Linked DNA regions of Homo sapiens: all the other regions are linked to region 3. A link is a loop called in an ENCODE intact Hi-C map of the cell type or tissue named here. Cell type or tissue: mammary epithelial cell. All regions are shown on one strand. Links, peaks and the distances in the headings refer to the core of each region. The heading gives the core; the rest is flanking DNA. Region 1 has its middle 19 kb from the start of PPIE. Region 2 overlaps NT5C1A (5'-nucleotidase, cytosolic IA). Region 3 has its middle 72 kb from the start of NDUFS5.

The links. A loop is a pair of places that touch in the nucleus more often than their neighbours do. Peaks named below come from ENCODE experiments on the same cell type or tissue, not always from the same donor. Only the 100,000 strongest peaks of a DNase experiment are listed, where the experiment ranks them.
Region 1: a loop joins it to region 3, with 16 times the contacts of the local background. A loop is called at or near these places in 16 of 110 quality-filtered maps.
Region 2: a loop joins it to region 3, with 11 times the contacts of the local background. A loop is called at or near these places in 17 of 110 quality-filtered maps.

The regions. Positions count from the first base shown.
Region 1 is chr1:39,716,572-39,724,081 of GRCh38, reverse strand. It overlaps the pseudogene CCDC25P1 and the pseudogene RNU7-121P. Among named protein-coding and RNA genes, the nearest start is that of PPIE, 19 kb to the left of the region's middle. In mammary epithelial cell, for the core only: a CTCF peak has its summit at 3,876 (motif pointing right); a DNase peak (open chromatin) is centred at 1,411.
Region 2 is chr1:39,649,800-39,657,309 of GRCh38, reverse strand. It overlaps NT5C1A (5'-nucleotidase, cytosolic IA), which reads left to right. Exons shown (of 6, transcript NM_032526.3): 6 at 1-6,081. Among named protein-coding and RNA genes, the nearest start is that of HEYL, 14 kb to the right of the region's middle. In mammary epithelial cell, for the core only: CTCF peaks have their summits at 3,602 (motif pointing right) and 4,269; a DNase peak (open chromatin) is centred at 3,509.
Region 3 is chr1:39,094,694-39,102,203 of GRCh38, reverse strand. It overlaps a transcript of MACF1 not described here. Among named protein-coding and RNA genes, the nearest start is that of NDUFS5, 72 kb to the right of the region's middle. RefSeq lists an enhancer at 3,424-3,513. In mammary epithelial cell, for the core only: a CTCF peak has its summit at 3,368 (motif pointing left); a DNase peak (open chromatin) is centred at 3,433; H3K27ac peaks cover 419 bases.

The DNA of each region.
Region 1 (7,510 bases), core at 1,170-6,169, 620 kb before region 3:
AGAAGAAATAAAAATGATAATGTTTTTACGACTAAATTGTTTTCACAGAGGTCTGGACACTCATTCTAAACAAATGGATCAAATAATGTTAATGTTCATCATGATTTAGCAAACTTCTGATTTTTGCAGGAGAAGTGAAACCCTTTTATTTGAACCAAATATGACATAAATACTTGATAAATTTTCTGGTAAATATATTTTAATGGAATTTTTTTAACTGAGGAGACATTTGAAAGTTACTTGAATAAGTTCCAATGAATAAATACATGGACAGAATTTTAATCTCTGGAATTTGTGAGATGGGGTTTTTACGAGTCTTTGACAAATTTTCCTATGTTTAAGACTTTTCCTAAGTATTTGTATGTATGTTGCTTCATGTGAAACAACCTTTTTAAATTTGAAATTAATAAAATGGGTTTTTCAATCAACTCTGAGTGAAGATAGAAAAATTTATCTGTGTTATAGCTTTTTAAGAATTTGTCTAGCAGGTTTTCCATTTTTTACTAGAAAATCCCCCACAAAAAGAAAAAGAAAAATCTGTCTGTACTGTCTATTGAACATAAGGCTGCAAAAAAGATAAATTTAGACACAGTCATTGACAAATTTGCAGAAGTTAAGGCTCAAAAATCATAATTGTAATATTAATTACCATTACAGAACAAAATAAGTAGGTTTTTTCCTTTTTTCAAAAAACACATTAAGGTAATTAAAATTATTCATTAATTACTCTTTTCCTTTTTGTATTGTAATATTCATTTATATTGGCATTTATTTATTTATATAGACAAAAGTTCTTACTATCTGCTTTTTAATTTCTGGGACTTATTATTACTATTATTATTATTTTTTTGAGACACGGTTTCACTCTTGTCGCCCAGGTTGGAGTGCAATGGCACGATCTCGGCTCACTGCAACCTCCGCCTCCCAGGTTCAAGTGATTCTCCTGCCTCAGCCTACTGAGTAGCTGGGATTACAGGCGCCCGCCACCACCCCCAGCTAATTTTTGTATTTTTAGTAGAGACGGGGTTTCACCATGTTGGCCAGGCTGGTCTTGAACCCCTGACCTCAGGTGATCCACCCGCCTCGGCCTCCAAAAGTGCTGGGATTATAGGTGTGAGCCACCATGCCCAGCCTATTCTTATTATTATTCATTTTATTTCATGATTTTACTGAAAATGATTTTGTCATATGAAAAAGAGGGACAGTAAAAAAATTATCCATTCCAGGTGGCAAATAAGCTAGGTACTCACTTGGGTAAAAGTGAATGAAGAAATTCCTACACTTATGTATGTATTCAGTCATTCAGTCATTCAAGAAGTATTTACTAAGCAAATGTAATACACCAGGAAATATTCTAGGTGCTGAGGACACAGGAAATCCCATTCTCATCGAGTTTACATTCTAGTGATTCACTCAAGAATCCTGTATGGAGCTCTCCCATTCCATACAAGTGCAGTGGTGTGTTGGAGCTGGCTTGCATTGGCTTGTGAGAGCCAGGTGTGTGCATCTCTTTCCAACTCCCTATTCAGTTATGTTATGCCAGTAACTTCGAATTGGCCATGGTGGGAATATTTACACCATGGAAATAGGCAAAAGCTATAAATCAGGGCTTTTGTTTTGGAGTCAGTTGCTAAATATTTGCCAGCCTACCACTACAAGTCACTCAGTCAGAGAGTTCTTCCCTGATTAATCAATTTATAGAAGCCTGCCCCAGTTATTCTGTCACATGCCCCTGTGTTATTTGCTTTATAGCATTTATTACTACTGGAAATGCCCTTGTTCCATTGATTTATTCCACTGGTATTTATTGAGTGCCTACTATATGCCAGGAACTGTTAAAGTACTTGAGATCTAACAAAACAGAGATCTATACCCTTGTGGGGCTTACATTCTAGCAGGGGCAGATGGATTTTTAAAAACAATGAGCACAATAAGTAAATTATTTGGAGTGTTAGAAGGTGATAAGTTCTGTGAGGGGTGGAGAAAAAGTAGAGAAGGGCAAGAAGGATCTGAGTTAGGGACATGAGTGATGATTCTAAATGGAGAAGTCAGGGTGGGTCTCATTGAGAAGGTTATATGGGAATGCAGACCAGAAGTAGGTAAGGGAATTATCTGTATAAACAGTATTCCAGACAGAGGGAAAAGTCAGTGTCAAGAGCCCACACTGGCCTGGCCTGGCAAGTTCAAGGAATAGCAAGGCCAGTGTGGCTGAAGTGGAGTGAGCTGAGGCAAGTGGCTGGAGAGATGAGGTCAGATCATGTGAGGCTTTGTAGGTGATTAAAAGACCAATGTGTTTGGACTGTATCTGGGCTCTCTACCCCTTTAGGTTGGTCTGAATTGACTGTACTCTATTTAATTTCTGTAGTTTAACATTCATTTGTTATATCTGGTATTTTATTCTTTTTTTCAGAAGTATCTTGCATGTTCATGGACATTTACTCTTTCATATGAACTTTAGGACCTGTTAATCCAGTTACAACAAAAAATCCTGCTGAGTTTGTATTGGAATGAATTTAATTTGTAGGTTTATTTTGGGAGAGAAGTGATACCTTTATAATAGTAAGTATTCCCATCAATATCTCTCCATTTATTATTTTATTCATATTCTTTTTATATATTTAAAAACATTTTGTATTGTCCTCTATGAAGGTCTAGTATATCCTTTATGAGATATAGTCCTAGATGCCTTAGAGTTGTTATCAACCCTGGGAATGGTATATTTTATGCCTAATACTCTTATTGGTTTAAATAGTTTTTCTCTATATTCTCTTGGATTTTCTCATTGACTGTAATATCACCTGCAAATATGGATAGTGTTCTGTTTTTCTATGTTAACACTTCTTGTTTATTTCTCTTATTACATTGGCTAGGAGCTCCAGTATAATGGTGAATAATAGTGCTGATAGCAATCTTGTTCCTGACTTAATGGAAATGCTTCCAAACTTTCAAGCATAAAGTTTATGTTTGGGGTAGATACCCTTTAACAGGTTGAAAAAGTTCCCTTCTATTCCTAATTTGTTAAGGGTTTTTTAAAAATTATGAATCCACATTTAGTTTTGTTGAATGATGTTTTTTGCATTTTTGAGAGGATTGTATGATTTTTCTCCTTTATCACTTAATTGGCAAATCACAGGGAAACATTTCTTAATGTTAAATTATGCTTCTGTGAGTAAAGGGAAAATTAATATCAGGCTGGGGCTGATGCAAGCCTGCCTGACACTGACCTTGGTCTTCCACAATACTGTTTCCTTGGAAACTGCAGAGTTAACATAAACAGGGGATGTTGTGTATGCTGACTACACAATTGTGTGGAACTGCGCATGGGTCTGGAGGCATTGTCAGTGAGCATACAGGTCATGAGCGTATGCAACTGGGAATGGCAGGAAATATTGGTGAGAAATAGAGGTTTCAGGTTATTTACTTACTTACTTATTTATTTATTTATTTATTTATTTATTTATTTAAAGAGACAGGGCCTTGCCTGAGACCCAGGCTGGTCTCAGACTAGGCCCAAGAGATCCTCCTGCCTCAGCCTCCCAAAGTGCTGGGATTACAGGTATGAGCCACTGCGCCTGACTAAGGCTTTAGGTTCTATGAGTCAAAGTGATCGCTGCACACCTTGGCTAGCCCGTGGCAGCTGTAATTGCCCTGTGGATGAATGACAACAGGACATGTGTACTTCGGTAGCTGCTGGGCCACCTGGTGAGATAAAGATGTAGCATCTGCCATATCTTCTGCCTTGTATTCTAGGTTACAATTTATTTCTGTCTCATGAGTCTTGCTGTCAACTTGAACCTATAATCACAGCTGTAGTCTGTACCTTCTTTCCGGGATTATATTTAGCACAATTATGGAGCAGTATTTTAATTTTACCTCTAGGGGGCAGTCATGGATCATAAATTGGTATGCTGTTTTAAAAAACCATCTAGAATAAACTGCCCTTTTAGGTTATGTACTTTTTTTTTTTTTCTCATTTTTACAGATGAAGAGACTGAGCCTTAGAAAATCTAAATAATTTTCTTAGTTCACATAACTTGTAAATAGCAAAAAGCAGATCTGGGATTTTTTTTCAGATAAAAAATTATACTTTATTATAACTTTTAAAATTGCAGAACGTCAAGCTGAATATCATTAGACACGTACACAAAACCACTCATCTCTAAAGTCATCTTCTATACCCTATCAAAATTTGGCCAATGAATCATGCCTCAGGGAATTTTCCAGTTCAACCCCATACACCAACATGGAATATTTGGAAACACTAGCCTTTTGGTTTTGCCCAGAATTCCAAAGCGCTATTACAGGTGGAATATCTGCTGCAGGAGGTCATTCTTGCTGCTGTGGGTGTGAGTAAAATGTCCACCTGTATGCCTCTGGTCCTGCAGGCTTTGTTCTCTTTCTTCTTGTTTTGTCTCCTTCTACAGGGGTTCCCTTACATACTGCAATCAAAAGACATCTTCTGCTCAGAATCACAACAGATAGTGAGTGGTTCAAGTGAGAAGTAATGTTATATAGTAAGTTACTGAATCTACAATGAGAAATTGAACTCTGGGGCCACAACTCAAATATGATTTCAAGGTAAAGAATATAATTACTTGGCTGGCTAGTGAAACGCTTATTTCCTTCTAAAATCATAATTGCAATATGGACTTCTGCTTCATGCTGCATCCCAAGGCACAAATCAGGTAACCTACATCTGCCAAATGATCAACAGAGCATTCCTTCCTATTTTACCCTCAATGCTGAGAAATTACTCCAGAGCCCAGAAGTTGTTGCATAGGTGGCTTGGGTTACTTGGTGCTCAGGCAACAACTGCCACAGGCCCCACCTTGATGAACACCATCAATTTCTTTAAATATGATGATACTAAGATGGAGGAGGCCCTGCTCAGAAGAAGCAAGGACGTAAAAGCTGGGACAGACTGTGCTGTGGGTCACTACACTAACAGACCCAGATGACACGATGGAACGTGAATACTGAAGCTGACAATCTTCTGAAAATCTCTTTTTCAAAACCCATATGCCCTTTTTTCTAATCTGGAAATCAGGGACAGGGAAACATTCGCATAATTACCCACCAACATGTTCTTCTTAACAGAAGTGAAGATTATTTTAAGAATATGAAAAGTGTTTCAAGACATCTGTTTTCAGGGATAGATCACAGCAACAGAAGTACTTTTCAGAGTGGTTCATTTTAAAGTCAATCTCAAGAACAAGGGCAGCCAGCTTTCACAAAGTACCAAGACATGTTCTGGCAAAAACATTTTTGCTTTAAGTTATATGCTGTCAAGTTCAACTATTTTATACATATCTGATCCTTTTCTGTCAACAAAAAAGGTACAATTTTTTTAAAACTCCAAAATCAATAATTTCTGGGTAGGATGAAGGTAGAATTTTGGTTGTATTTTATACTTCAGAATACAGATGAAACCAAAAGGTCTGCAATTGTCTCTACATTCACATCTTTCAAAGGTCCTTTTCTCCTTTTACATGGATTCAGTTGAATCATTGCCATCCTGATTTGAAGACATATTTTCAACTTTCATTAGTGGTAAATAGCTCCTAAGTTCATCCATTTCCCTCTTCTTCATTTCTTCTTTTTCTCTCCTTTTCATTTCCTGAATTTGGGCTGTTTTCTCATTCCTCTCTTCACGATCTCTGCATTCTTTCTCTGCTGCTAGGTCTGGGAACCACTCCACTTTGGTCTTTTCTAATCAGTTCAGGATCTCATTTACTTTTTTCTCCCATGTCACAATTTTTACATCCTTCTGCCTGTGAAAACCTATGTGCCCCACATCCATGTCAGCTGTTTTCTTCAGGTTAGACTGCGGCGTATATACCACATTAACGTTCATCTTGCAGCCTTGAATGCTACTGGCTTTCACAAGGTGGGCACAGTCCATCAGCACTTCCTTTGGAATGTCTTCTATGTTCTCTCCCAGATATTTTCAGGCCAGCCGTGCTTGATCAGATCTTCATTTTCATATTTATCCTTTCCCATGTAAATAGTGTACTGGGATGAATTAATGCTGCTGCTGGTGAAGTAGAACACCATGGTCCCGGCGGTGGTGCAGTGACTCTACTGCCCACCAGCAGCGCTCAATTCACCCATATCTGGGATTTTAACCTACATCTATTTGCCACTAAAGTACATGCTCTTAATACACACAGAGGAACGCCCTCCTTCTCTCTTCTTCCCTCCTTTCCCCTCTCTGTCTCTTTTTCTCCTCGAAGCAGTCCAGCAAAGTGGTTAAATGCACTAATTCTGAAGTCAACCTGCTTGACTAGGAAGGATTGGCCCATAGGGGTACGTAAAGGTTAGAATGGCAGCGGGAAATTGATTCACATGAAAAATAAATTACCTACCACACCTACCAAAGTCTGGCTCTATGACTTACCAGCTATGTGACCATGGGAAGGTTACTTAATTCCTCTGTGGCACAGGTCCACCTGTAAAAGTGAGATGATAAAGGAAATTTTTGCTAAGCCTTGAGCATGTGTAGATGGACTTACACCCTGCTTGACTTTGAGCCTGGATGAGTAATAAAATGCAAAAATCAATCAGTTAGGGTCCCAGAAGAAGGAACCAAAGCAACTGCTTCTGGGAAAATTGATCAGAATCAGAAAAAAACCCATAACAAACAAACAAACAAAAACCCTAACCTGATGAGGAACTTCTTGTGTTTGCGATTTGTGCCTCAAGTGTTTATTTGGATTCAACTTCGTGGACTTACTGGGTCAATAAAGATTCAAAAAAGCACAGATGGAATTGGGGCTCAGTTCCATTACAGCCAAATAATCCTGAGAGGACAAGCTAAAGACTTATTTAAACCAATCACCTCTCCTTATGAAACTGTGTGGCTTTTGCCCTTATAAGCCTACCCTTGCCTTTGGACTGGGTGTCAGTCTTCACGAGGCATGCTCTTCCTTGTATACTACTCACCTAAAAGTAAACCCTTAATGCTTATATGAAAGAGTAGTCAACATCACTGATCATCATAGAAATGCAAATCAAAACTACAATGAGATATCATCTCTCTCCAGTTAATTAAAATGGCTTTTATCCAAAAGTCAGGCAATAACAAATGCTGGTGAGGATGTGGAGAAATGGGAAACCCTCATACACTGTTGGTGGGAATGTAAATTAGTACAACCACTATGGAGAACAGTTTGGAGTTTCCTCAAAACTCTAAATAGAGCTACCACATGACCCAGCAATCCCACTGATGGGAATATACCCAAAAGAAAGGAAATCAGTATTTCGAAGAGGTATCTGCACTCTCATGTTTATTGTAGCACTATTCATAATAGCCAAGATTTGGAAACAACTTCTGTGTCCATCAACAAACAAATGGATTTTTAAAAATGTGGTACATATACAGTTGAGTACTATTTAGCCGTAAAAAAAGAATGAGATTCTGTCATTTACAACAACATGGATGGAACTGGAGGTTATTATGTTAAGCGACATGAGCCAGGCACAGAAAGACAAACTTCACATGTTCTCACTT
Region 2 (7,510 bases), core at 888-5,887, 560 kb before region 3:
AGAAAGATATTCCAGGAAGGAGAACAAAGTGAGAAGGCAGAGACGGTTCTCAAATGAGCAACGATTTGGGCCAGAAGAGAAAGGCTGGGCTGAGTTTTTACTGTCATTGTCAGAGGTCTCCATGAGGCTGGTCCCAGGGAGGAAGGGTATGGCTGTGTGGAGTGACTGGGACAGATACCCACAGTGACTGCTTTATCAGGGGACACTGGCATTATTGCCCCTGGAAGGGCATATGATAATGTCTTTGCACGAGGTCATTTCCACTGCACAGCCAGGATCCTTCTGGCTAACAGAGGAGGCCTTGGGGCAGAAGACCCGGGTTGTGTCTACTTCCAGAGCTCCAAGCCTAGACAGAGGTACTGTGAGGGCCAAGAACAACCTCAAGGAAACAAAAAAGAAGTGAAGGAGGGAGCTCAGCCCTGAGTCTCCTTTATTCTTGGCTGAACTGCAGAAAGGCCCTCTCCTTCTCACTCCCAGGGGTCAGAATCACCCCCGTGGAAGAGCCTCCAAGGCTCACAGAACCAGTGACTGCAAGAAGCCTACAAGGCCGGGCACAGCCCAGGCTCACAGCATGGCAACAGGCTGACTGACCAGGGTGGACCTGTGCACTGGGGACGGCACCAGATGTCACCTAATTAAGAAAAACTGCAGGGATTCTGGGACCTGTGTGGTCTTGCCCCCAGGGCCTGGTGATGAACACCACTGATGATTCCATGTCTCTCAGGAAGCAGGAAAATATGATGCTGGAAGCAGAAAGATAAGGTGCAGTAAAAGCCATGGATTTCACTGGAGCCATCATTAATAGACACAGACAGCCCTGGGCAATGGAGAAACACTAAGAGTCTAAATTCTATTATTGAAATCACAAATGAGCATCTCAGGCCTGGAAAAAAGCTTTCAGTCACTGGAATAAAAAGCCAGAAATCTGAGGGGCAGTCTTAGGCAGCAGTTACACGGGCCTTCTGATTGTCTTAGAGGTGAGGAGGTGCCCAGGGATGAGGAACATTGAGTGTTGTTCACCAGTAAATTAAAAAGCCAGGTGAACACCAAAGTCCCAGGCCTAACCAGGGAATGCAGCACTGAGGTGGAGCAGCCACGGCTTCTGAAACACTGGACCCCTTTAGCTGAGAGCACCACTTCCCCAACAAGCCCTGCAGAACACTGGTTCCAGGAGATGCCTGCCAGCAAAATCCCAGAGCCAATGGGACTGCTGCTTAGCAGAAAAATGGAAGCCCTGTTACTAAGCACTGAGACTGCTCAGCCAGTTGCAAAACATCCCCCTCTCCTATCTGAGAGCCCAATCAGAGTAGTGGGGATATATCAGAATGTGCCAGAAAAAAATAGAAACTAGCAAGAAGTTCAAAGCCAAGATGGATTTGGCATTATAATGACACTCAATTGGTGTGCACCAGTACAGCCAAACTGATGACTAAAACTTGAAATACCTCCATAGCAGTTGGTAGATAATGCTGCGCTGAGTCCCCTGAATGTCTCCTCGTGGCCTCAGCTGACCTTTCCACTGTGAGCGCTCCATTTTCCCACAATGCAGCCTCTAGGAGGCTGCAGCGGCACTATGGCCAGTGTCTACTCTGTTTTGTGGTGTCCTGGCCATGCTGGTTTAGGGAGGCAAAGTAACTTGTCCAAAGCCATAGAGCTAGTAAGTGGCAGTGCTGGGACTCAAACTCATGTCCATCTGATTCTAGGACCCAGGTTTTCAACCATTTTGTCATACTGCTCATACATATGCATGGAGATAGCCAGAGAAGCTCCATTCTGAGGTCTTCACTAAAGGAGTTTACTTACCTGACAGTTAATATGTTGATTTCCTGCATGGTGAAATGCTGGAATACATTTGAGTGCATGCTTTTATTATAGCTTCCTAAACACCTACAAATAATTTAAATTAGAGCCAAACGTTTGTGAACCCCCAGAAGCACTTCCAAACAATCCCAAGTTTTGAGAAACCCAGTGTGAAGGCCCCTGTTTTGGGCTAATGCAGAGTTTGGCAAACTCTGGGCCCACGGGCCAAATCTGACCCATCACCTGTTTTTGTAAAGAAACTTTGACTGGGGCCAGGCACAGTGGCTCATGCCTGTAATCCCAGCACTTTGGGAGGCCAAGGCGGGTGGATCACAAGGTCAGGAGATCGAGACCATCCTGCCCAACATGATGAAACCCCGTCTCTACTAAAAATACAAAAATTAGCTGGGCGTGGTGGTGCACGCCTGTAGTCCCAGCTACTCGGGAGGCTGAGGCAGGAGGATCACTTGAACCCGGAAGGCGGAGGTTGCAGTGAACCGAGATCACGCCACTGCACTCCAGCCTGGCATCAGGGTGAGACTCCGTCTCAAAGAAAAAAAAAAAGATAAAAGAAACTTTGATTAGAACATAGCCATGCCCATTTGTTTACATATGTTTATGGCTGATTTCACACTGCAACAGCAGAGTTGAATTGTTGCAACAGAGGCTGCAAGCCAAAAATATTTATTATCTGGCCCTTTACAGAAAAATGTGCGGACCCCTGGGCCAAGGCAGACAGCCTGGCTGATGCCTCAGTGGGATGAGCCAGGTCACATCCACCTATGCATCTGTGGGCGGAGGCTGGCTCCACTGCCAAAGGGAAGGGACATGGGGCTCCATGCCCATCTGAAGATTCCAAGTTTTGACTATTTTCAAGCGACCCATGGCTCATGGTAATTTGCAGTTTTGTTGATGCACTGATTTGACTTGAATGTGCTCTCCCAAGCTGATGAGTGAGAGGGCAGGAGCAGGGCCCTTGGCTGGGGATGAGCCCAGCTGGCTGTCCAGCATGGCTTTGTATTCCCGACTCATTTCCTCATGGGGCCTCTTAGGCAATGATCAGCCTAGTAGGTGGATGCGCATTAGCTAAACATGAGTTTTGGATAGATTGAAGTGCCCAGTGTTGATTTCAGCAGCTCCGAGCCAACAAGGTCATCCATGTACTTTCTGTGAAAGCAAGAACAAGTCCGTCGTGAAGAGGGTCCCGTGAGGACTTTAGCCGGTTCAGAAGTTACTGATCAAGTGAGAGAGAAAACTCCTGTAACAGCTGGAATGGCAGTTTCTTGTGGCATGAAGGCACGTGAGCAATAAACACAAATACCCCTCATAATGGAATTGTGGATCAGGAGAATTCTAGGACTCTGCAAATTTAGAGATTTACCAGGCTTCCAGGATCCACTGCAAGAACAGACAGTATGGAAGACGCCCCATCTACAGCCATCATTGCTGTCGCTATGCCATCATGATACTCTTCTCCACTAAGCCCAGACTGGGTCTCAGAATCTTTCTCTATCCAGCATTCCAGGCAGCCACTACCAGCGGGCTGGAGCTGGTGTGAAAGATGAAACCTATTTTGCCATCCCTATTGGTGTTGGGTTTTGCTATCCAAGAGGCATGCAAGGCCCAGAATGTTCATCCTCTGAGGATATGATGCAACTCTGAGGATGTCAGAGCCTCACCTGACTTGGGTAGAACACAAGGAGGTGGATGAATAGCATCGTGTGGCTGGCGGCTTCCCAGATCACGGGTTTTATCTAGTCTTAAAGCAAAACACAAAACCACCTCCTTTCTGCCAGTAGGTGGCACTGCAGGCCGGCACGCAGCTGCTGGCAGTAGTCAAGTGATTCTACCCACTGATTTACTTTTCTCTCCCACTGACTTAGTGCTGCGCTGGACTCTCCCCACGGTTAGCTCTAGCCAGCCAAAAAGGACTTCAGGTGCTCTGGAAATGTTTGCTAAATATGCCCGAGTGACGAGCCGATTGCTCTTGCCGGCAATTACTGTGATTGTGTGTATGGATGCACACATATTAAGTTTGTGCAACAGGATAAAAATCGTACACGTACGTGTATTTATGTGGGTGTGTGTAATGGGCCAGATATCTCAGCCAATGACTCTGTGTGTGTGTGTGTACTCACTATGTGTACAGATGGTTATCTCTGTTAACTGAGTGTCCTGGGACCCACATACTGATGGCCAGCCCTAGGATAGTTGTACCCATTTCCATCATAACATGGGCATTTGCGTATGTGCAGCTTGGGGGCCACCGAGACCAGCCCCCAACCTCTGGCCAAGAAAGTCTTGGCTCCTAACCCTCTGCCTCCTACCCCTACTCCTGAGCCTTGGGAAGGAAGTGGTAGAATCTGTGTAAGGGCAATCCTTTTGACTATACCTGCCTCATCATCTCCATTTGTTTCTTCCCTCCCCCTAACAGTGCCAAGGCCAACGTGTCCAGTTGGGCAGATTGTGCACTGCAAAAATCTAGAGGGCGCCATTGGTATTGTGACATGGGTAGTACCTATTAGACACCTGCACAACCTGCCAACTGTATACAGATGCCCTGGTCATCTCATGGCCATGGCTACGAAAGTTGCCTTCCCTCCCCACTACCAGCCCTGCCCAACCTAGGCAAAGATTCCTGCCTCTGCTTGAGTGTTCTAATGTGGCCCAGAAGTGACTTACCATTGACCTTAATTGGGAAGTATCTCCCTGATGGGCCATCCCCTAGAGGCCTTTGGAATTCCATTTATAAAAGTGAAATGTGGCTGGGAACTTTTCAGTTACTCATCTTTGCAAAGTGAAAGCCTCTGTAAGGCAAACCAAAGCTGTGAAGACTGGGGTCACTGACTCCCACACTCCTGGCCTGTGGGTGAATATATGCCTTCATGGCCATCTGCCACGGAATTAGGGTAAAGGCCTCAAGGCTAGTCTTGTAGCTAACTGCCACCAAGAAGCCACCAAGAAAATCACTGAGGTCACCCTAGACTGGATGCCTGGGCCAGGGTCACAAACCCCAATGCCTACAGGGGCGAGGCAGGAAACATAAATGAGTGGAGAGGATTAAGCCAGTTCTTCACTGAGAATGGAGAACACTGTGGTCTGCCATGGTTGCTGCCACATGGGAATGTGGCCTGAGGTTGCCGGATAGTCCGCCCCATTTTTGAAGAGAAGCTGGGAATCTGGACTTTTAAATGTTGGCAACTATTTTGAATTTAGAAAACACCATCTGGGCCAAATAAAACATATTCTGTAGGCGAGATCCGGCCCTTGAATCTCCAGTTTGCATCCGCTGGCCCAGGCCCAGAGACTTGGGTTTTTAAGACCCAAGTCACTGAGAGTCTGAGGATATTACACTCAGATTCTCAGTGATGGATATTTAAGAGACCTCAGAGATGACCTAGCTCAGCCTTTGTGTGTTCAAAACTGCGTATGTACAAACTTCTTTTTTTTTTTTTTTTTTTTTTTTTTTTTTTTTTTTTGAGACGGAGTCTTGCTCTGTCACTCAGGCTGGAGTGCAGTGGCACAATCTTGGCTCACTGCAACCTCCGCCTCCTGGGGTCAAGCAATTCTCCTGCCTCAGCTTCCTGAGTAGCTGGGATTACAGGTGCCCGCCACCATGCCCAGCTAATTTTTTGTATTTTTAGTAGAGATGGGGTTTCACCATATTGGCCAGGCTGGTCTCGAACTCCTGACCTCAGGTGATCCACCAGCCTCTGCCTCCCAAAGTGCTGGGATTACAGGCGTGAGCCACCACACTCGGCCTACGAACTTCTTTATTAATGTAATAGCGCACATATACTTAACTTCTGGTTTCTACTTAAGAGCATCTCAATAACCTCCGATATAGAATACGATGAAAAATGAAACCTGTGTGCATAATGTGCTTGTATCTACCTGTCAGAAGCCCTTTGCTTTGATAGCATTTGCTGCCTCAGTCTTCCTCATCACCCAACCTCTCTGGGTTGCTTGTTATGATAAACCTAAGTGCCTCCGTAAATGGTTAGAGCATGTGTTTCTTCGTCTTTGTGACTTCCCTTGTCTGGGAATAAGACTGCTTGTACTTCTCCCAGCTTTGCCCTCTTTGGCCTACTAGTAGCACACCCCATCGATCCAGACCTGTCTGGCTCTTTGTAACATTTACCTGGTCACATGATAAAGGGTGCTGAGTGCTTGCCAGTGTGGGTCCCTGTCACTTCTCATGCATGTCCTATACCTTAATTTTACCACATGTGCTTCTGCTTCTTAAAAGCCATTCAAATAAATGGAGAGGGTTTTAATTAACTTACGTTGTCTTGTTTTTTCCCCACAATTGTATTCACAAACTGGCATATGGCCCCTCATGAAATGCTAATGGTGACGTAGGTAATGAAGAGGCCTGGGACCCGATTCATCCACTAGTGCTGGGATCTTTCTGTAGAATCTGTCCCAGCACATGAAGACCACCCTGAGGGGAGATTCCGCAATGGACAGCAGCCTGAGAGCATCAGAAGGCAAGCTTCCCCCAACAGGGCTCCTCACATGGACTCGGTGTTCCCATCTGGAACTACCAAGGGTGGGGATGGAGAGGGAGGAAGAGAAGATGAGAAAGGATGTGAGATGAAGGAAGAAGGGGATAACTCAGACTCCAGCCCTCACATCATTCTTCTTCCTGCACCCCAGGGTCTTCCTACACCCCAGGGTCTTCCTGCACCTCAAAGTGTCTGCAGAGCAGGAATCCAAGAGTGGCTTTTCTGGGTGGTTCTTACTCAGAGCCTCTCATGAGGTTGTAGTCAAGCTGCCAGGTGGAGCTGCAGTCAATGGAAGGCTTGCCTAGGGCTGGAGGAGCTGCCTCCAAGATGGCTCACTCACATGGCTGTTGGCAGGTGACCAGAGTTCCTCACCACAATGTTACCTGAGTGTCCTCATGACATGGCTGTTGGCTTCCCTGAGAGTGAGTAATCCAAGAGAGCAAGGCAAAAGCCACACCATCTTTTATGACCTAGCCTTGGAAGTGACATGTCATCACCTCTAGCATATTCCATTGGTCACACAGACAAACCCTGATACAAGGTGAGAGGGGACTACGCAAGGAGGTGAATATCAGGAAGTGGAGATGATTAGGGGCCATCTTGGAGGTTGGCTACCACATATTATTATACCTCCATCAGTCTGGTATACCAGGGGCCCCCAAGGTTATGTTAACCGTTCTTCTGCCCTGTGGCAAGACTAGACTTGAATGTGTCTCCTGGATTCTCCAACCTGAAGTCCCCTTGCTTTCCCACCTGTCCCCACCCAGTCACCAGGAATGGAGAGAAATATGATTCTTCATCTACTTCCTTCCCACACCTCCTGTCCAACATTCCTTCAGGGGCCTTGGAGTCACCTACTTGGGGACATCATCGAAACTGTGTTCTGAGATGTCTTAGTCTCATGGTAAAATTTTTATAATGTCCATAAGGCCAGTGGTCCCAGAGCTGTTTGTCCTGTTTTATGACCAGTGGCCCATGTCCAAGGTGAGGGAAAGGCAGGGGTGGGGGAAGGGTGGCATCCTAACACCCCCTCCTTCCTAGGCCTTGGATATCAGCCCCAGCCTCTGGTGCCATAAATGAATCCTCTACTTTCTGACATGGTCTTGGACTGGATTTGGGAATAAAAACCCCATGATGTGATACAGATGTGACTGTGGCTTGGAGCTGGAACCAAAAAAAAAAAAAGGAGTAACCACCAGATA
Region 3 (7,510 bases), core at 1,367-6,366:
CTCTCTCTCTTTCTTTTTCTTCTTTTTTTTTGACGGAGTCTCGCTGTCGCCCAGGCTGGAGTGCAGTGGCGCGATCTCGGCTTACTGCAGGCTCCGCCCCCCGGGGTTCACGCCATTCTCCTGCCTCAGCCTCCCGAGTAGCTGGGACTACAGGCGCCCGCCACCTCGCCCGGCTAATTTTTTGTATTTTTAGTAGAGACGGGGTTTCACTGTGTTAGCCAGGATGGTCTCGATCTCCTGACCTCGTGATCCGCCCGCATCGGCCTTCCAAAGTGCTGGGATTACAGGCGCGAGCCACCGCGCCCAGCCTCTTTCTTTCTCTCTCTCTTTTCTTTCTTTCCCTCCCTCCCTCCCTTTCTTTCTTTCCTTTCTTTTTTGAGATGGAGTCTCGCTCTGTCACCACCCAGGCTGGAGTGCAGTGGCGTGATCTCGGCTCACTGCAACCTCCACCTCCCGGGTTCACGCCATTCTCCTGCCTCAGCCTCCCGAGTAGGTGGGACTACAGGCGCCCGCCACCATGCCCAGCTAATTTTTTTTATTTTTAGTAGAGAAAGGGTTTCACTGTGTTAGCCAGGATGGTCTCCATCTCCTGACCTCGTGAACCACCCACCTTGGCCTCCCAAAGTGCTGGGATTACAGGAGTGAGCCACCGCACCCAGCCAACTATTTCTTTAATGCTATGCATAGTGGCTCACACCTGTAATCCCAACACTTTGGGAGGCCGAGGCCAGAGGATTGCTTGAGCCCAGGAGTTCACGACCAGCCTGGGCAACATGGCAAAATTCGGTCTCTAAAAATATACATATACACACACATATATATATATATACATATTTTTTTTTTTTTTGAGACAGAGTCTGGCTCTGTCACCCAGGCTGGAGTGCAATGGTGTGATCTCGGCTCACTGCAACCTCCACCTCCTGGGTTCAAGTGATTCTCCTGCCTCAGCCTCTCAAGTAGCTGGGATTACAGGCGCCTGCCACCATGCCCAGCTAATTTTTGTATTTTTAGTAGAGATGGGGTTTCACCTTGTTGGCCAGGCTAGTCTTGAAGTCCTGACCTCAGGTAATCCATCCACCTCGGCTTCCCAAAGTGCTGGGATTACAGGCGTGAGCCACCGCACCTGGCCAACTATTTCTTTAATGCTATGCATGGTGGCTCACACCTGTAATTCCAACAATTTGGGAGGCCGAGGCAGGAGGATCGCTTGAGCCCAGGAGTTCAAGACCAGCCTGGGTAACATGGCAAAATTTGGTCTCTAAAAATATACATACACACACACACACACGCGCGCGTGCATTTGTATATTTGTTTACTTTATTTAATTTAATTTAATTTATTTATTTATTTGCAACGGAGTCTCACTCTGTCACCCAGGCTAGAGTGCAATGGCGCAGTCTGGGCTCACTGCAACCTCCACCTCCTGAGTTCAAGCCATTCTCCTGCCTCAGCCTCTCGAGTAGCTGGGATTACAGGCGCCTGCCACCACCCCCGGCTAATTTTTGTATTTTTCGTAGAGATGGGGTTTCACCTTGTTGGCCAGGCTAGTCTCAAACTCCTGACCTCAGGTAATCTGCCCACCTCAGCCTCCCAAAGTTCTGGGATTACAGGCATGAGCCACCGCACCCGGCCTAAATTTTTGATTAAATGCATGAATGAGTGAACCAGATGATCCTAAAATACTTGGCTGTCTGTGACTACTGACTAGCTGGAAGGCTAGAGTATTTAAGGAGAGAGTATGTTTGTCTCACAGCATCCCTTATCTAAGCCTGGAATTCCAAGTCTTCCATATTTAGACATCTAGCTTCCTTTTCAGGCTGATCTCCAATGACACCCTTGTGTGTACCTCCTTTCCCTATAATCAGACTCTGAGGCTTTGCCTAGAATGTCCCATCCCCCAACTCCACCTACTGAAATCTACCTTGAAAGTTCACCCCAAATGACGTGAAATTTTTTTTCTATTTATTTATTTAGAGGCAGCGTCTTACTCTATCACCCAGGCTGGAGTGCGGTGGCACAATCTTGGCTCACTGACACCTCTGCCTCTTAGGCTCAAGCAATCCTCCTGCCTCAGTGCGCCCACCAATTAACCCACCAGCAGCTAGGACTACAGGCAGGTGCCACCACGCCCAGATAATTTTTGTGCTATTTGTAGAGACAGGATTTCACCATACTGTCCAGGCTGGTCTCGAACTCTTGGGCTCAAGTAGTCGGCCTGCCTCAGCCTCCCAAAGTGCTGAGATTACAGGTGTGAACCTCCGTGCCCAGCTTTTTAAAAAAATTTTTTATAGAGACAGGGTCTCACTATGTTGGTCTTGAACTCCAGGTACATGTACTGTGGATGTCTGTATCACTGCCTCCTTAACCTCCTACTTCATAGGTTCCTGAGGGCAAAGACATCTATTTCATCTTTCTTCATCACTGGGCCTAACACAATACTTTGCACATAGTAGATGTTCAATAAATATTTGCTGAAGGAATGGATGCCTCATTGAACTGTTATGGGGGTTGGGGGAGGGAGCCAGATCTGATTCAAGACAATTGAGAATCCAACTCAATGTCCACTCAGTGGTCAAGGGCTGAGGGCACTTCATGTGTAGGGAGGAAAGAGGGAAGTACAAAATTATTTCTCTTTCTGCTAGTGCTCCTTCCTCAACCTCTAGAAAGTTTATTCCCAGCTTTTCTTCACCTTTGGTTCATGCTGCATTATTTTATGTGTTAACTGATGCTTTATAAAGAAATTCTTAGGCCAGGTGCGGTGGCTCATGCCTGTAATCCCAGCACTTTGGGAGGCCAGGGCGGGCAGATCACCTGAGGTCAGGAGTTCGAGGCCAGCCTGACCAATATGGTGAAACCGCGTCTCTACTAAAAATACAAAAAATTAGCCGGGCGTGATGGTGGTCACCTGTAATCCCAGCTACTTGGGAGGCTGAGGCAGGAGAATCGCTTGAACCCAGGAGGCAGAGGTTGCAGTGAGCCTAGATCGTGCCATTGCATTCCAACCTGGGCAACAAGAGCAAAACTCCATCTCAAAAAAAAGAAATTCTTTGCTAGTAGTGAGTGTGTGTGTGTGCACACATGCACATATTCTCTCCATTCCTCCTTGCAAGGGTAGCTGTCTGCTGTAACTTTTATATTCCCCAATAGTAGCTGATGCCAGGCACTGAAGGGGCAGCCCCAAGCATTATCCTTTGACCAGCTCTTGGAAGAAAATTACCTAGTTCTAGTCTCAGAAGTGAAGCTCCACCAGCCTCTTGGGCACCAGCCAAAGCTCCCTTTCTGCCCAGCTCCTAGAAACCTTTTCTAAGCTTTGCCTCAAGTTCCCAAATCCGCTCTGGGGTAAGAAGCCTTTGCCTGCTCTCATGCTGCCCTCTTCTGTTCAGAAAGTGCAACATCTCAATTTAAGAGGCCTGGAGGGTGCCAGCCACCCAGGAAGACAAGATCCCTGCCACCAGCAGCCCATCACCATAGCAACCCTCAAAATGGTTACTCAGCCATCTGGGTTACCATAGCAACTGGCCAAGTCGCTCCACCTCAGCCTCTCCCTAGGCCTCTCCCGTGGCTCGTCAGAGCCAACTCCAAATAATCTCCAGTGCTTCCTGGAAGAAATGAGCAGAGGCTGGACCCCTGACAGGCAGCTATCCCAAAGGGGCGTGGAAGGCCTCACCGCACCGGCTTCCCAAGGCACAGTAGAGATAATGGATGTTAAGGCACTCCGTGAACCTTGAAGTGCTACACAGATGTTAGCTGTTATTAAACTACTGTTCCTTGTAATGGGGGAGGCAGTGGGTTGCCCTAGGCAGAGCTAGCACCATTCCAAGCTTGGCCCCTTACTGGCTGGGAGACCTTGAGCAAGTTACCAAACTCTCTGGGCTTCTGCTTCCTCTGCTGTAGCACATCTGCCTCCTAAAGTTGTTTTGAGGATTAGGTCAAATACAGCATGTAAGATGCTGAGCGCCAAGGCTGGCATTCAGAACCTAACAATAGTAGTTATAAAAGGTATTGGCCCCTCTGCTGTCTCCCAGCTTCTTTGTCAGTAAAACTGTTTTTATCTTCACTCTTGAAGGAATCAGGCTAATGTGAGCCCTGCTGAACCATACCCAATCTCTCTTCCTGCTCTGAGGCAGGACAGGGTCTTACCCTGTGTGGATCCTCTGAGGCAGTCTATACTCTTTGGGGAATTGGGAGGTTCCCCAAACTGTGAGGTGTGGCTTTTTTTAATCTATGAAACTTCTCTTCACTTGAAGCCACAGCTCCCCATCCAACACCATCTCAAGGTAGAAACCTCTAAAGGGGCACTAACAGGCAGCCTGGAAAGAGCACAAATCACTGAGGCCGGGAGAGGCCCTTGAGAGTGGTGGCCAATGCTCTCAGTTGAGATCAGAGTCACGTGAAGCAGTTCACCAGCATCAGGGCAGTCCTGGGGCACAGGCCCCTATAACAAAAATGGAACTCATTCCCTTGATGAATTTCTTTTTTTTTGAGACAGGGTTTCACTTTGTCACCCAGGCTACAGTACAGTGGCATGAACATGGCTCACTGCTGCCTCAACCTCCCAGGCTCAAGTGATCCTCTAGCCTCAGTCCCCCAGATAGCTTGTACTACAGGTGTACACCACCATGCCCAGCTAATTTTTGTATTTTTTGTAGAGATGGGGTTTCGCCATGTAACCCAGGCCGATGTTGAACCCCTGAGCTCAAGTGATCCACCCACCTTGGCCTCCTAAAGTTCTGGGGTTAGAGACATGAGCCACTGTGCTATCCTCCCGCCATGATGTTAAGGACCTGAATCCTATTGCAACTCGACTTCAGTCTGTCAAGATTGAATCCTTGAAATTCATTTTTTGGATATTTAGTTTAATTATACTGGCAGAACAGAACCAGATATGCTCTAGCCTAGCTCTGTGTGTTCTGGGGATAGAGCCTGAACCTCAAGCTGGAAGGACCAGAGGATCAGCCAAGCAACGCTAGGAGGGACACACTGCCCCTGGAGCCTGAACATCTGGGTGTTAGAATCCCTCATGAAGAGGCCAGGCGCGGTGGCTCACACCTGTAATCCCAGCACTTTGGGAAGCTGAGGCGGGTGGATCACCTGAGGTCAGGAGTTCAAGACCAGCCTGGCCAACATGGTGAAACTCCGTCTCTACTAAAAATACAAAAATTAGCCGGGCGTGGTGGTGGGCACCTGTAATCCCAGCTACTCAGGAGGCCAAGGCAGGAGAATTACTTGAACCTGGGAGGCAGAGGTTGCAGTGAGCCGAGATCACACCACTGCACTCCAGCGTGGGTGACAGAGCAAGAGTCCGTCTCAAAAAAAAAAAAAAAAAAAGGAATCCCTCATGAAGACTCTGGGCAGTAGGTCAGGTGGCAGTGGTTCCAGTCCTCAGACATGGACTCTGAAGCAGATAAACTGGTATATTTACTACTAGAGGAAAGGTAGTATAATATAATGGTTAAAAAGTGAGGGAAGTAAAGGAGTTTGAAGTTGCAGTGAGCTACAATTGTGCCACTGCACTGCAGCCTGGGCAACAGAGCAAAACTCTGTCTCAAAAACAAAAACGGAGGAAGGTAGAAGTATGTGATTACGGGAACTTTCTGATTTTTTTTTTTTTTTTTGAGATAGAGTCTTGCTCTGTCACCAAGGCTGGAGTGCAGTGGCGCAGTCTCGACTCACTACGACCTCTGCCTCCCGGTTCAAGTGATTCTCCTGCCTCAGCCCTCCGAGTAGCTAGGATTACAGGCATGAGCCACTGCACCCAGCTACCGGAACTTTCTTATACATAACTGGGGAGGGAGAAGTGGGGTTGCAATATATGGGTTTTTTCGTTCACAGTTCCTGGCTCATAACTTCTATAGCCCTTGTCATAGTTTTCTGCTATAATGTTGAGGCACTGTAGACCTCAGAAGCAAGTCAAGTCTTAGAAAACAGAATCTTTCTGCCCTCCTGCCCTCCTTTCACCTGTTTCTTTTTCCTCCCAAAGCAAGACTCAATCTTTCCTGCAATTTTTTTTTTTTTTTTTTGAGACAGGGTCTCACTGTGTCACCCAGGCTGGATGATGATGATCACAGCTGCAGTGGTGCGATCATGGGTCACTGCAGCCTCCATCTCCCTGGCTCAAATGATCCTCCCACCTCAGCCTCCTGAGTGGTTGGGTCCACAGGTATGTGCCACTACGCCTGGATTATTTTTTGATTTTCTCTAGAGACAAGGTCTCACTATGTTGCCCAGGCAGGTCTTGATATCCCAGACTCAAGTGATTCTCCTGCCTTGGCCTCCCAAAGTGTTGGGATTACAGGCATGAGCCATTGCACCCAGCCATTTTTTTTTTTGAGACAGCCATCTCACTCTGTTGCCTACGCTGGAGTGTAGTAGTACAATCATAGCTCACTGCAGCCATGACCTCCTGGGCTCAAGGGATCCTCCTTTCTCAGCCCCCAAGTAGCTAGGACTACAGGCATGCACCACCACACCTAATTTTTTTTTTTGTGGAGATGGTGGTCTCACTATGTTGCTCAGGCTGGTCTTGAACTTCTGGTGTCAAGTGATCCACCTTCCTCGGCCTCCCAAAGTGCTGGGATTATATGTGTGAGCCACCACTCTCAGCCTTCCCCAACATTTCTTTTTTTTTTTTTTTTTTTTTTTGAGACAGAGTCTCACTCTGTCACCAGGCTGGAGTGCAGTGGCGCGATCTCAGCTCACTGCAACCTCCTCCTCCTGGGTTCAAATGATTCTCCTGCCTCAGCCTACTGAGTAGCTGGGACTACAGGCGCGCACCACCATGCCTAGCTAATTTTTTTGTATTTTTAATAGAGACAGGGTTTCACCATGTTGGCCAGGATGGTCTCGATCTGTTGACCTCATGATCCGCCCGCCTCGGCCTCCCAAAGTGCTGGGATTACAGGCGTGAGCCACCGCACCCAGCCGCCTTCCCCCACATTTCTGACTATAATCATGAGACCCCTATTTCAGGAGTCTTGCCCCATACCCTGGGGGAAGGAATACTACATAGAAAATTCAAGCAGAATCTGAACAGCCAGGCTTTGCTGGGTTTCCACACTGTTAGTGTTAGACATACCCTTTTTGCCCAATCACATTTCTGCATGGTTGTCAATCATGCCTACCCAAGGAAGTCTCCATGAAAGGCCTAAGATTCAGGGAGCTTCCAGGATAACAACTCGTGAAGATTCCTGAAGGGTGGCATACAAGGGAGGGCATGGAAGCACCACATTCCTTCTTCCATACCTCGCCCTTGCCCTCTGCATCTCTTCACCTGTATCCTCTGTGTGTTTTGTGGTTTTTGTTTTGTTTGTTTTGAGATCCGGTCTCACTCTGTAGCCCAGGGTAGAGTGCAGTACACAATCTCAGCTCCCTGCAGCCTTGACCTCCCGGGCTCAAGCAATCCTCCCACCTCAGCATCCTGAGTAGCTGGTATTACAGGCGCATACCACCACGCCTGGCTAATTTCTTTTTTTCTTTTTTTTTTTTGAGACAGAGTTTCGCTCTGGTTGCC